Regions from separate parts of the Homo sapiens genome. Here region 2 is linked to region 1. A link is a loop called in an ENCODE intact Hi-C map of the cell type or tissue named here. Cell type or tissue: CD4-positive, alpha-beta T cell. All regions are shown on one strand. Each heading gives the region's core, and the rest is flanking DNA. Links, peaks and the distances in the headings are about the cores only.

Evidence for each region. Peaks named below come from ENCODE experiments on the same cell type or tissue, not always from the same donor. Only the 100,000 strongest peaks of a DNase experiment are listed, where the experiment ranks them.
Region 2: a loop joins it to region 1, with 7 times the contacts of the local background. A loop is called at or near these places in 4 of 110 quality-filtered maps.

The regions. Positions count from the first base shown.
Region 1 is chr10:30,699,145-30,704,916 of GRCh38, forward strand. It overlaps the pseudogene SVIL2P. Among named protein-coding and RNA genes, the nearest start is that of LINC02644, 21 kb to the right of the region's middle. RefSeq lists enhancers at 2,776-2,915, 2,936-2,985. In CD4-positive, alpha-beta T cell, for the core only: no CTCF peak of the experiment used is centred there; DNase peaks (open chromatin) are centred at 2,447 and 2,847; H3K4me3 peaks cover 1,218 bases; H3K27ac peaks cover 2,726 bases.
Region 2 is chr10:30,531,441-30,537,212 of GRCh38, forward strand. All of the region lies in intron 1 of LOC105376478 (a long non-coding RNA gene), which reads left to right. Among named protein-coding and RNA genes, the nearest start is that of LYZL2, 95 kb to the right of the region's middle. In CD4-positive, alpha-beta T cell, for the core only: CTCF peaks have their summits at 3,304 (motif pointing left) and 3,508; a DNase peak (open chromatin) is centred at 3,271.

The DNA.
Region 1 (5,772 bases), core at 430-5,429:
GTTTGAGGAATAATAGATGCATATACATATATATAATTTATGGATTTGCCAATTAATGTGCTGTTTTTGTCCTGTCATGCCAGTAAATATTTATTAATTATATACTTTTCCAGTACCGTTAAGTATGCTAAGTATTAAGAAAGTGGAAGACACGCAAGGCCCTTAAGTTTAATTGGGCGGAAGAGTATTAGAAGGAATGTAATCTGGAGCAAGGTTGACTGTGTGATATGTATGGTCTTTTACATGGGGGAAACGTCACAGAAAAATAAATACAGGAATCATCAGGAATAATTTTCAATAGAAAGTGAAATTGAGCCAAGTTTAGAGTTAAGCAAAATTTGAATTGCTGGAAGTGAAGGGAGAAATCATTCTAAGAGAAAGAATAAAACAAACTATGAACGTAAGAAATAGCATTACATTCATGTATTCATTCAGCAAACACTTAGTAATCAACCCCTCCTGTATGTATCACCATGATCTGATCCCTGCCCTTAAGGATCTTGGAATTGTGTACTGGAGAGAAGACACCATTGGACCATGAGTGCCTGGGGTATATGAAGTGGCCTCTGTGTATATATTAAGTGAATGAACGAGCACATGAGAGGGGGAGGAATAGGGGAGAGAGGCAGGAAGTCGACAGGAAGATGTACCTAAAGAACTCTTGTGAATCGCAAGTTGTAAGCAGGTTGAGAGTTCAGAGGAGGGAACATTATCCTGGCCACTTAGGACACTGGGAGGAGGAATCGTGCCCACAGGGCAGAGGCTGGCTCGGTGGGGCAGTGCCAGCTGAGATCTCCTGGCCTTTTTGTGTCTGTGCTGGTCACCCCATTAGGATTTCTGTCTTCCTCCGTTTGACTCACTGTCAACAGAGACCCTGTTGCACCTGATTCAACTGTTGCATGTTCTTGAAGTTAACAAATTCTTTTGTGCCATTTCTCCCAGGTACTGGTGTTTGATTTTGGTAGTGAAGTTTACGTATGGCATGGGAAAGAAGTCACGTTAGCACAACGAAAAATAGAATTTCAGCTGGCAAAGCACTTATGGAATGGAACCTTTGACTATGAGAACTGTGACATTAATCCCCTGGATCCTGGAGAATGCAATCCGCTTATCCGCAGGTACTACTGCCCCCACCTTGGGACGGCTCCCTGAGCGAGCTGATTCCCTTCGATCCCTCTGTTCTCACCACAGTCCTCTACTCTCGCTCTTTATAGGGTTCAGTTTTCATAAACGATTATATGCAGTGGACTGTGAATATTCACAAAAGGAACAGTTCTTTAACTTTTATCTAACTATTATAGAAATATGGATGCTGTCGTCTTCCAGAAGAGGTTTGTTATAGTTGATTTCTTGAAGTGAGCAAGAAATGCTGCAAGTTCCTCCCTGCGGCATTCCAAGTGCTGCTGTGGCAGATGAACAGCAATTGTTTAAACAAATTACATGCGGATCTGAAAGGCTTCCCCGGGTCTGGAATTCAGCCATTGATCTGAAAGTGCAAAAGCAACATGCCTCCCTCTAATTTCATACCTTCCCAGCATCGCCCTCGAATTCCAGGATTTATTTGGCAGCAGATGATGTTTATGTCTTTATACCTTTTGGGAAGGGAAGAGGGAGAGGAGATGGTATTAAAACAATGATTGCAATTGTAATATTCCCTGCAGGTACTAGACTCTTTAAAGTTATTTTTGAAATTGAATAGAATATGTGCAAACTCTAAAATTGTGATTATGAGAAAAAAATTCTTACATGCAAAGGATTGTTGTTGTCTTTTTAACTATCAGACCAAAAAAAGTAGTGCTTTTTAACTATGGGTGCTGTTACAATAGATGAGAAACCAATGAACCAACAAACAGCATAGAATATTGGGCATCACACAACTACATTTTAATGTTTTCCATTGAACTGGTATATGAATTTCAACTTTCCTGCCTAGTTTCCTGCTTTAAAATCCAATTATTGATTTTCTTATTAATTATTATAGAAATCATTAAAATTATGTCAGTGTGGTAAGAAGTTTTAATGTCCTTGTTAAGCAAATGCACTAATGTTTAACCTCAGTATGGTAACAACTGTTGTTTTAAGGACTGGAACTACAACAGCTCAAAAGATTTTATTTGGTATAGCAGAGAAAAAAAAACAAGCTAAAGCATAAAAATCTATGTGATAGCCAACTGTATTTAATAGTGGCATAATCACAGATCTGAAAGTAGATGACTGAGCTCCTAACCCACTGGTTTTCAACATCTCTGAGACAGAATCACCTGAGGGGCCTTTAAAAAAAAGGCATTTGCTCAGCCCAGCCCCAGAGATGTGTTTTCGTTTCATGTGAGTTACAGTTTATGTGTCAATATGTCTTAAAAGCTCCCAGGGATTTTAAGGTGCAGCCAAGATTACGCACCCAGCCCTTCTTAGCAAATGAGGCTGAAACCACTGAGCCCAGTTCCGGCTGTAGGTCAGGGCAGTGCGTGGAGAAACACATCTGGCTTCTGGCCCAGGTTCATCCCCCTCACCCTGCAATCTGCTGCATCGCTTGCTCACAACGCTTCAAAACATAAGTGACAGATTCTAAAGCAGAAACCAAAAGCCCTTTCAATTATCATCTTAGCAAGCCTGCAGAGTAGGACTGACATAAGAGACAGTCATTCAGATATTTTCTGATAAAGACCACACAGCCTTTCAAGACCACCGTGCATTTTCCATAGGTGCTTATGTTTGGTTCCTAAAGTCCCATAAGAGCATGAGGTAGAAGTGTCTGTGCTCTATGATTTATCCGGCAGCTTTCTTTGAATCAGGCAGCCTTTTTGATGTGCCTCAGCTGTGACATCAGCAGCTGTGGTCTTGACCAAGCAGGAAGTGACTGAGGCAGTAGCACAGCAGGGCACAAGCAGCAGCGGGGGTTGCTCTAAGAGGTGGCTGCATCCCAGGCCAGATTCACAACCGAAGATGGGTCTGGAGGGATGAAAGATCGTGCATATTATTCCAGGGCTACTCCCTCCGCAGCACGCATATCTTCTCTACCTTTTGTTTTATTTCTTTTTCTTTCTTTTTTTAAATTTTTAATTAATTAACTTATTTTTTTGAGACAGAGTCTCATTCTTGTCGCCCAGGCTGGAATGCAATGGTGCTATCTTGGCTCACTGCAACCTCTACCTCCTGGGTTTAAGTGATTCTCCTGCCTTAGCCACCCGAGTAGCTGGGATTACAGGTGCCCGCCACCACATCTGGCTAATTTTTGTATTTTTAGTAGAGACGGGGTTTCACTATGTTGGCCAGGCTGGTCTTGAACTCCTGACCTCAGGTGATTCACCTGCCTCGGCCTCCCAAACTGCTGGGATTACAGGCATAAGCTACCACACCCAGCCCTCAGCTCTACCTTTTTCTAAATTACCTGTGTTCTTGGGGACAGCACAAATTCTGAAATCCCAAGCCCGCACAAGACCTCCTATCTTTCTGTGCTCTCCCCATCTGCCGTCTTGGTCAGTGGCCTAGAAATAAGTGCACAAAAAGGCACTTCAAGATCTATGAAAGTGTGTTCATTTTAGTGATGGGAGAATCTCTGTACTCTGGAGAGCTTTGTTGTAACATGAAATAAAATAATAGAGAATTGAGGAGGGAGCTACCTCTTCCCTACGTCTATTAATTAATTGGAGGAAACTTGGTGAGCATTTGCAGGTGACTGGGTGGCACAGAGTAGATGACAAGTGAGGTTTGCCCACAGCTCCTGCTATTGCCGAAATCTCCACCCAGCGTGCCACTCCCAGGGCATCCCAAAGACAAGAATTTGCTAGAATGTGGCCAGGTACAGTGGCCCACACCTGTAGTCCCAGCATTTTGGGAGGCTGAGGTGGGAGGATTGCTTGAAGCCAGAAGTGCAAGACAGCCTGGGCAACATAACGAGACCTGGTCTCTATTAAAAAATTAGCTAGGCATGGTGGCACACATCTGCAGTTCCAGCTATTTGCAAGGCTGAGGCAGGAGGATCACTGCAGCCCAGGAGTTCGAGGCTGCAGGGAGCTATGATTGTGCAACTGCACTTCAGCCTGGGCAACGGAGCAAGACCTTATCTCAAAAAAAACAAAAAACAAAAACAAAAAAAACTTGCTAGAATGTAAGAAAAGTCTAGTCCTGACATGGTTCATGTCACATTAAGGCACATCAAAAACTCCATGGACACAAAGCTTTGCAAGACTTCAGACTAAAATAACAAAATGTCAGTATTTGGTAAAATGCAGGAAAATAAACCATTTATTTTATATGTACTCACGTACTTTGAGGTTTTTTCCAGCAGCCGCATGTGTTTTAGATTCCTTTGTTTAAGCTTGGCTTCATCTTGGTTCTTTTCCTGTCTGTTCTCCCAACCCCCTTCCCACCCTACAGAAAAGGACAGGGGCGGCCCGACTGGGCGATATTTGGGAGACTTACTGAACACAATGAGACGATTTTGTTCAAAGAAAAGTTTCTGGATTGGACAGAACTGAAAAGACCAAATGAGAAGAACCCCGGGGAACTTGCCCAGCACAAGGTATTCCAGTGACCAAGTCTCAAACCTCAGGGCTTGGTTCGGGTCCCAACAAAAGTGGCCTTGATGTAAAATGATCAAATCAGGATAGTTCGCATGGCTGTCACCCCAGATGTATCATTTCTTTGTGGTGAGAACATTCAAATCTTCTCTTCTAGCTATTTTGAAATATGCAATACAGTATTGGAAAACAGTCACCCCACTGTGCAGGAGAAAACCAGAGCTCATTCCTCCTCTCTGATTGTCATTTTGTACCTGTTGGCCAACATCTCCCTATCCTCCCTGTCCCGTCTCCTTCCCACACCCCCTTCCCCATGAAACAGATGCATTTATCAACACATCAAATCATATCCATAATAATGTGTCAACTAAAATACTTTTTTAATTAAAAAAAATGGACACACATACACACACACACACACACACCCCTTAAAGCTAAGAGGCCTTCCCAGGATTCACTAATAGAACAGCAGACTGGCCTCCAATTCTAATCTGACTCTGGGAGGTGAAGAGTCGGGTTTGCACCTGTTTTCAGGCACCCCATGCACCAGTGTGGCCAATGGGTGTTCAGACCTGCCAGAGTCTTTCTGAAAATGCAGCCTTTCCCTGACTGCAGTTAAACATCCTGAGACAGAGTGTGGAAGGTGTATTTTTATGCTGTCCCATGAACAGCTGAAGCAGCGTTGAGTGTGACAAGGAATAGCTGCGGAAACAGGCAACTGAACCGATGTCTTCATGTTCCCCTATAGGAAGACTCCAGGGCCGATGTCAAGCGGAACAACGTGACACGGATGGTGTCCGTGCCCCAGACGACAGCAGGTGCCATCCTGGACAGGGTGAACATTGGCTGTGGCTGTGGCCTGGTGGAAGGACACCACAGGAGGCAGTTTGAGATCACCAGTGTCTCCGTGGATGTCTGGTACATCCTGGAATTTGACTATAGCAGGCTCCCCAAACAAAGCATCGGGCAGTTCCACGAGGGGGATGCCTATGTGGTCAAGTGGAAGTTCATGGTGAGCACGGCAGGTTAGTGAGCGCTTATGGCTTTCTCCAGCTGAAAGAGGTCAGCCCAGCAGCCCTGCGGGAGCCAGCTTCTCCAATGAACCCTGTCATGCCCTCTGCTGCGTGCGTGCAGTGGGGCACCGCAGTCATACGCCTTTGAGAGCCAGTTAGTAAACCACAGAGATGAAAAGAAGTAAGGCCGAATTCCTAACAACCTAGCATTGCCGAGGCCGCTGGTGTTCACCTGTAGA
Region 2 (5,772 bases), core at 533-5,532, 170 kb before region 1:
TTCTTTTTATTTATTTATTTATTTATTTGAGACAGAGTCTCACTCTGTTGCCCAGGCTAGAGTACAGTGGCACGATCTCAGCTCACTGCAGCCTCTGCCTCCTGGGTTCAAGTGATTCTCCTGCCTTAGCCTCCCAAGTGGCTGGGATTACAGGCATACGCCATCATACCAGGCTAATTTTTGTATTTTTAGTAGAAACAGGGTTTCACTATGTTGGCCAGCCTGGTCTCGAACTCCTGGCCTCAAGTGATCCACCCACCTCGGCCTCCCAAAGTGCTCGGATTACAGGCATGAGCCACTGCACCTGGCCGGATTCTTATCTTCTCTTAAGAAAAGACCCTTTCTGTGCCCATGCCAGGGGTCCCCTGGTGATGGGAGGCAGTAGAGGTTGCTGATCAGTGGCCATGGAGGACCAGGTGACCAAAAGCTGGGAGGCAAGAAGGCAGTAGGGTGCAGGACTGAGGCTCCAATCCTGGTGCACGTTCCATTGTCCCGCTGGACTTCGCTTACAAAACACAAATTCAAGGTTGGGCATGGTGGCTTGCGCCTATAGTCCCATCCACTTGGGAGGCTGAGGCTGGAGGATCACTTGTGCCCAGGAGGTGCAGGCTGCAGTGAGCCATGGGTGCAACACTGTTCTCCAGCCTGAGTAACAGACCATGACCTTGGCTTCAAAACAAACCAACAAACAAAACATAAAGTCAAAGATCAAATTAGTAAGATTTTAAATGAATAATTAATTAAACCCCAAGTGCTAGGGGAATGTGAAAACTTCCAAATGCTGGGACTTTCTGAACATGTGGGGCCCTGAGTGACTATCCCGGTTACTCAAGCTGGCCCTGCCCAGAGCTGTTAACTGGTATGTTCTACAGGGATGGTATCTCTCTTCCTACCTTGCAGCTATGCTGTGAAGAGTAAGAGGAAGTATTCTGAAAAGTGCAAGGTCTTATACTGAGGTAAGACACTCTATTGTTTTGTTTTGAGACAGAGTCTAGCTCTGTCACCCAGGCTGTTGTGCAGTGGCTGGATCTTGGCTCACTGCAACCTCCGCCTCCCGGGGTTCTAGCGATTCTCCTGCCTCAGCCTCCTGAGTAGCTGGGACTACAGGCATGCGCCACCAAACTTAGCTAATTTTTGTATTTTTAGTAGAGATGGGGTTTCACTATGTTGGCCAGGCTGGTCTTGAACTCCTGACCTCAGGTAATCTGCCTGCCTCAGCCTCCCAAAGTGCTGGGATTACAGGCATGAGTCACTGTGCCCGGCCCACTCTATTGCTTAAGTCTGATTTTTTTACATCTGGATCAAGTTGGTTTACCAGAAATCACATGCATGTGTTTGGTGTTCTGTGCCCCATAGTGTAGAGTCAATTTCCCAATTCTATGGGAACAGATTATCTTAGAGGCCATAACATGTTCTTTTATAAAGGAGCCACATAGCGGACTGCAGAAGAGCTCCAGGATCAGCTTGGCCCACTAGTCTCCATGATCCTCTTAGTATTACAGGAAAACTCCCTGAAGAGTTTTAGAACATTTTCTTGGAAGTTTGTTGGTCTTGGTGGGTGGGGGCGAGGTGGCAGTGGTTTAACGTAGTGTTACTTAAATCTGGATTGAATCCAGAGCTACTGCTTCCTAGCTGGGAGGCCTTGTGCAAGTTGTGTGAATAAGCCTTTCTTCATTTACAATAAAATAAGTGTGATGTTAATGATACCTTCTTTAAAGTTTTCTTGTACAAAGCAACAGAGGATTCTTTACATTGTCAGGTATGCAGTAGGTGCTCAGTAAGCATTAGCTGTTACTATTTTTAGCTTGGAGAGGCGCAAGCAAAGACTTTCAGAGTAAAAGATAGTTTGTGCTGGTCGCTTATTTGGTGAGTATTATTCCCACCGCCCAAAGTCAAGGAGAGGCCAAGTCTAGCTGGCTGCTAGAGACTCAAGTCTTTGGATTTATCCCATGCACTTGAAATTGTCCATTCCAAGGTCTATGTGGAGGGAGAGGAGAAAAAAAAACAAAAAACAAACAAAGAAAAAAAACCCAGAAACAATAACCCAAGCATCATAACTCAATTGAAATCTTCACTTTTTCTATTGTCACAGAAAGGCACAGAAGCAACACTGCAAATATCACAAATCTCCAGCACCGTATGCTGTTACTCTGAGCTGGATTTTTTGTTCTTTTGTTTGCATAGATTATTCTGCTTTTAATCTTCAAAATCTGCGCATGAAAGGGGACTGCACAGAATTTTTTTTTTCTTTTTGAGATGGAATCTCATTCTGTCTGTCACTCAGGCTGGTGTGTGCAGTGGCAAGATATAGGCTCACGGCAACCTCTGCCTCCCTGGTTCCAGCGATTCTCCTGCCTCAGCCTCCTAAGTAGCTGGGATTACAGGCATGGGTCACCACACCTGGCTAATTTTTTTTTTTTTTTTTTTTTTTTTTTTTTTTTTTTTTTTTTTTGAGACGGAGTCTTGCTCTGTCGCCCAGGCTGGAGTGCAGTGGCGTGATCTCGGCTCACTGCAAGCTCCGCCTCCCAGGTTCACGCCATTCTCCTGACGCCTGGCTAATTTTTGTATTTATAGTAGAGGCGGGATTACACCATATTGGCCAGGCTGGTCTCGAACTCCTGACCTCAGTGATCCACCTGCCTCAGCCTCCCAAAGCCCTGGAATTACAGGCGTGAGCCACCTCACCTGACCTGCATAGAAATTTGATAATCATGGTTTAGGAGGAGCTGCTTCTTGGTTAGATCATAGGCCAGGATCATATTTTTGCATGCTGGACTCTCACAGAATTCTCCTGCACCTGCTTCGGGATTAAATGTTGCTGATTCTAGAACTACTTTTGAGAAAATAGTCACAACAGTTCACCAACCACCAAAGAAAATACTGCACCAAGTGGCCGGGCGCCATGGCTCACGCCTGTAATTCCAGAACTTTGGGAAGCCGAGGCAGGTGGATCTTCTGAGATCAGGAGTTTGAGACCAGCCTGGCCAACATGGTGAAACCCTATCTCTAATAAAAATACAAAAATTAACCAAGTGTGGTGGTGCGCACCTGTAATCCCAGCTACTCAGGAGGCTGAGACAGGAGAATCGCTTGAACCCAGGAGGCGGAAGTTGCAATGAACCGAGATCGCGCCACTACACATTCCAACCCGGGTGACAGAGCGAGACTTCATCTCAAAAAAGAAAAAAAAAGAAAAAAATCCAATGGTGTTTCATTAATTAGAAATGAGTGACAGAAACCAGAGCCGAGTCTCCGTCTTGACAAATGTGTGCTGCCATCTAGTGACAAACTGTAAAAATGCAGGCACGCTGTTGCACCATTCATGTCTCCATGGCCAACACAACCCTGGGAAGGAAAAGGTCTAAGGTGCCCCCTCAGCCACAGCCACGCAGAACGTGTGCTGAAGTTCATAGAATCGGAAGCCCCTGGAGAAGTCGTGTGGAACGCTCCTCTGTATCATGGCCTGACCACGTTAGCCCACCCCTGCGGATGAGCATCTGTGACAGCATTACCTGGACGTGTTCGTCTGTTTTGTGTTCATACTGTACCCCTAAAAGGTGGACTCTTGACTGATGGGCTTCTGTTCTGAGTTGGGTTAAAGATGTGATTATTAACCTTGAATATCCCAGTTCTCCACCAAAAACTTGTTTTGGGAAGAGAGAATACATATGGGAAGATATCAGAGTGGGAAACCAAAATCAACTTTTATCCACCCCATCCTTTTTTTTTATTTCTTTATTTTTTTGAGACAGGGTCTCACTCTATCTCACAGGCTCGAGTGCAGTGGCGCCATCATGGCTCACTGCAGCCTTGACCTTCTGGGCTCAAGCAATACTCCTGCCTTGGCTTCCCAAAGTGCTGGCATTACAGGCGTGAGCCAGTGTTCCCAGCCTATTTCCTTATTTTTAATGCACGATATAAAGAAAACGAATTAACCCCCAAAGCCCAACTCTGCTCCACATGGTGGGGAAATTTGCCTACTCCTTGGATTTTGAGTTTAAGATGTCCTTATGTGGTTTTTACTCATTTCATTATTCATTAACTTAGTCAACAGATGCATTCCCCAAACACTGGGTATAGGACGGAGAACGGGATCCACATAGTTCTTGCTCACATGGAGTTTTTAAAACAGATCTGTTTTCTGGATGGGCACAGTGGCTCTCACTTTGGGAGGCTGAGGCGGGCGGATCACCTGAGGTCAGGAGTTCGGGACCAGCCTGGCCAACATGGTGAAACCCCGTCTCTACTAAAAATACAAAAATTAGCTGGGGCGTGGTGGTGGACTCCTGTAATCCCAGCTACTCAGGAGGCTGAGGCAGGAGAATTGCTTGAACCCGGGGGGCAGAGGCTGCAGTGAGCGGAGATGGCACCATTGCATTCCAGCCTGGGTAACAAGAGAGAAACTCTGTCTCAAAATAAATAAATAAATAAATAAATATATAAATAAATAAATAAATCTGTTTTTCAAAGGGTGGGTTGTGAAATCAAGGCATTAAAAATATGAAATAATACAGAAGCATGGGCTTACACAGGGAGATGGGGAAATAGCAAAAGCATAATGGTTAATCCCAGGAAGGTGAAGCCAGTAAAAAGTAACAATGAAATACACTTACTTTTGGCAAGATGAATGGATTTAGGAGAAAACTCCACCGTTCGGAGTCACACGCGAAGGCTGGAGCTCAGATGGGTGAGTAGAGGCAAAGCTCATTGGTAGGGGTGATGGGATTGTTTGCAGAGAGACCTAGGGGTCGAAGCAGAGTGAATTCTTTATTCTTGGTCCTGTTGGCTGAGCCACTGATTTGAGACAGTTATGGGAAATGTGGATGTTGCAGACATGCCCTGAATTTAGTTATTTGTATTATTTAATAAGCTTTTGGAAAGTTAATCCTCCAAAACTTTTGGATTTCCTATTTTCTCTATGAAATATGCTTATATTTGTTCTGTTTATTTGTAGCTGTTTCTTTTTTCTTTTTTTAGGACCTTGTGGTGCAACGGTATATAGCAGTTTCTTTAAGCACAGTCTCATGCCTTTCTTCTTTTGCTGTCCTTTGGCATATTTAATTTTCCTTTTCCCCAATAAACCCTATTCCTTATCCACAACTATGTGGTGCTGTGGAATTCATTCTGGAAGGTGGTAATGTATTTTGCACGACAACAGCTAATGAGGCAAACAATTCTTCGAGTATATAAATCAGGAGAATGAGAAACTGTGGCCTGCGTCATTGATGACTTCTGAGGAAGAAAAAGTAAATAATGAGCTTGGAAGGCTCATCTCTGCCAAGTCAGGGACAGTATGTGGTGCATCTTTGGGGCATGAATGCCTAACCTGGGGCAAGCTGCAAAGCAGGTGTTCAGATCCAGTTGTTAAGTGAAGATTATTAAAAGACCATGTGACCTAACAAACAAAAGGATGTGGGTAGTTAGAGTGGAACAGCCTGTTTCAGCCGTTCCTGGCTGGGTAACCTTTGGCAAGTAATTAATCTTTCTAAACTTCAATTGTCTTATCTATGGAATGAAGCTAATGGTCTTACAGCATTGTTGGAGGGATCAGAAATAATACTGGAAGCACCTGGAGTATGTTAGATACTCCATCAAATGGTATCAGTTACTGTGTGACATTTACAGATTTGCAATATCTTTTTATTGCTATTGGTTGGGAGTAACTATAAAGATTCATTCATATGATCAGCTAAGCTTTCACTAAAGTGCAGATTTTATTATTATTATTATTTTAGAGACAGGGTCTTGCTCTGTCACTCAGGCTGCAGTGCA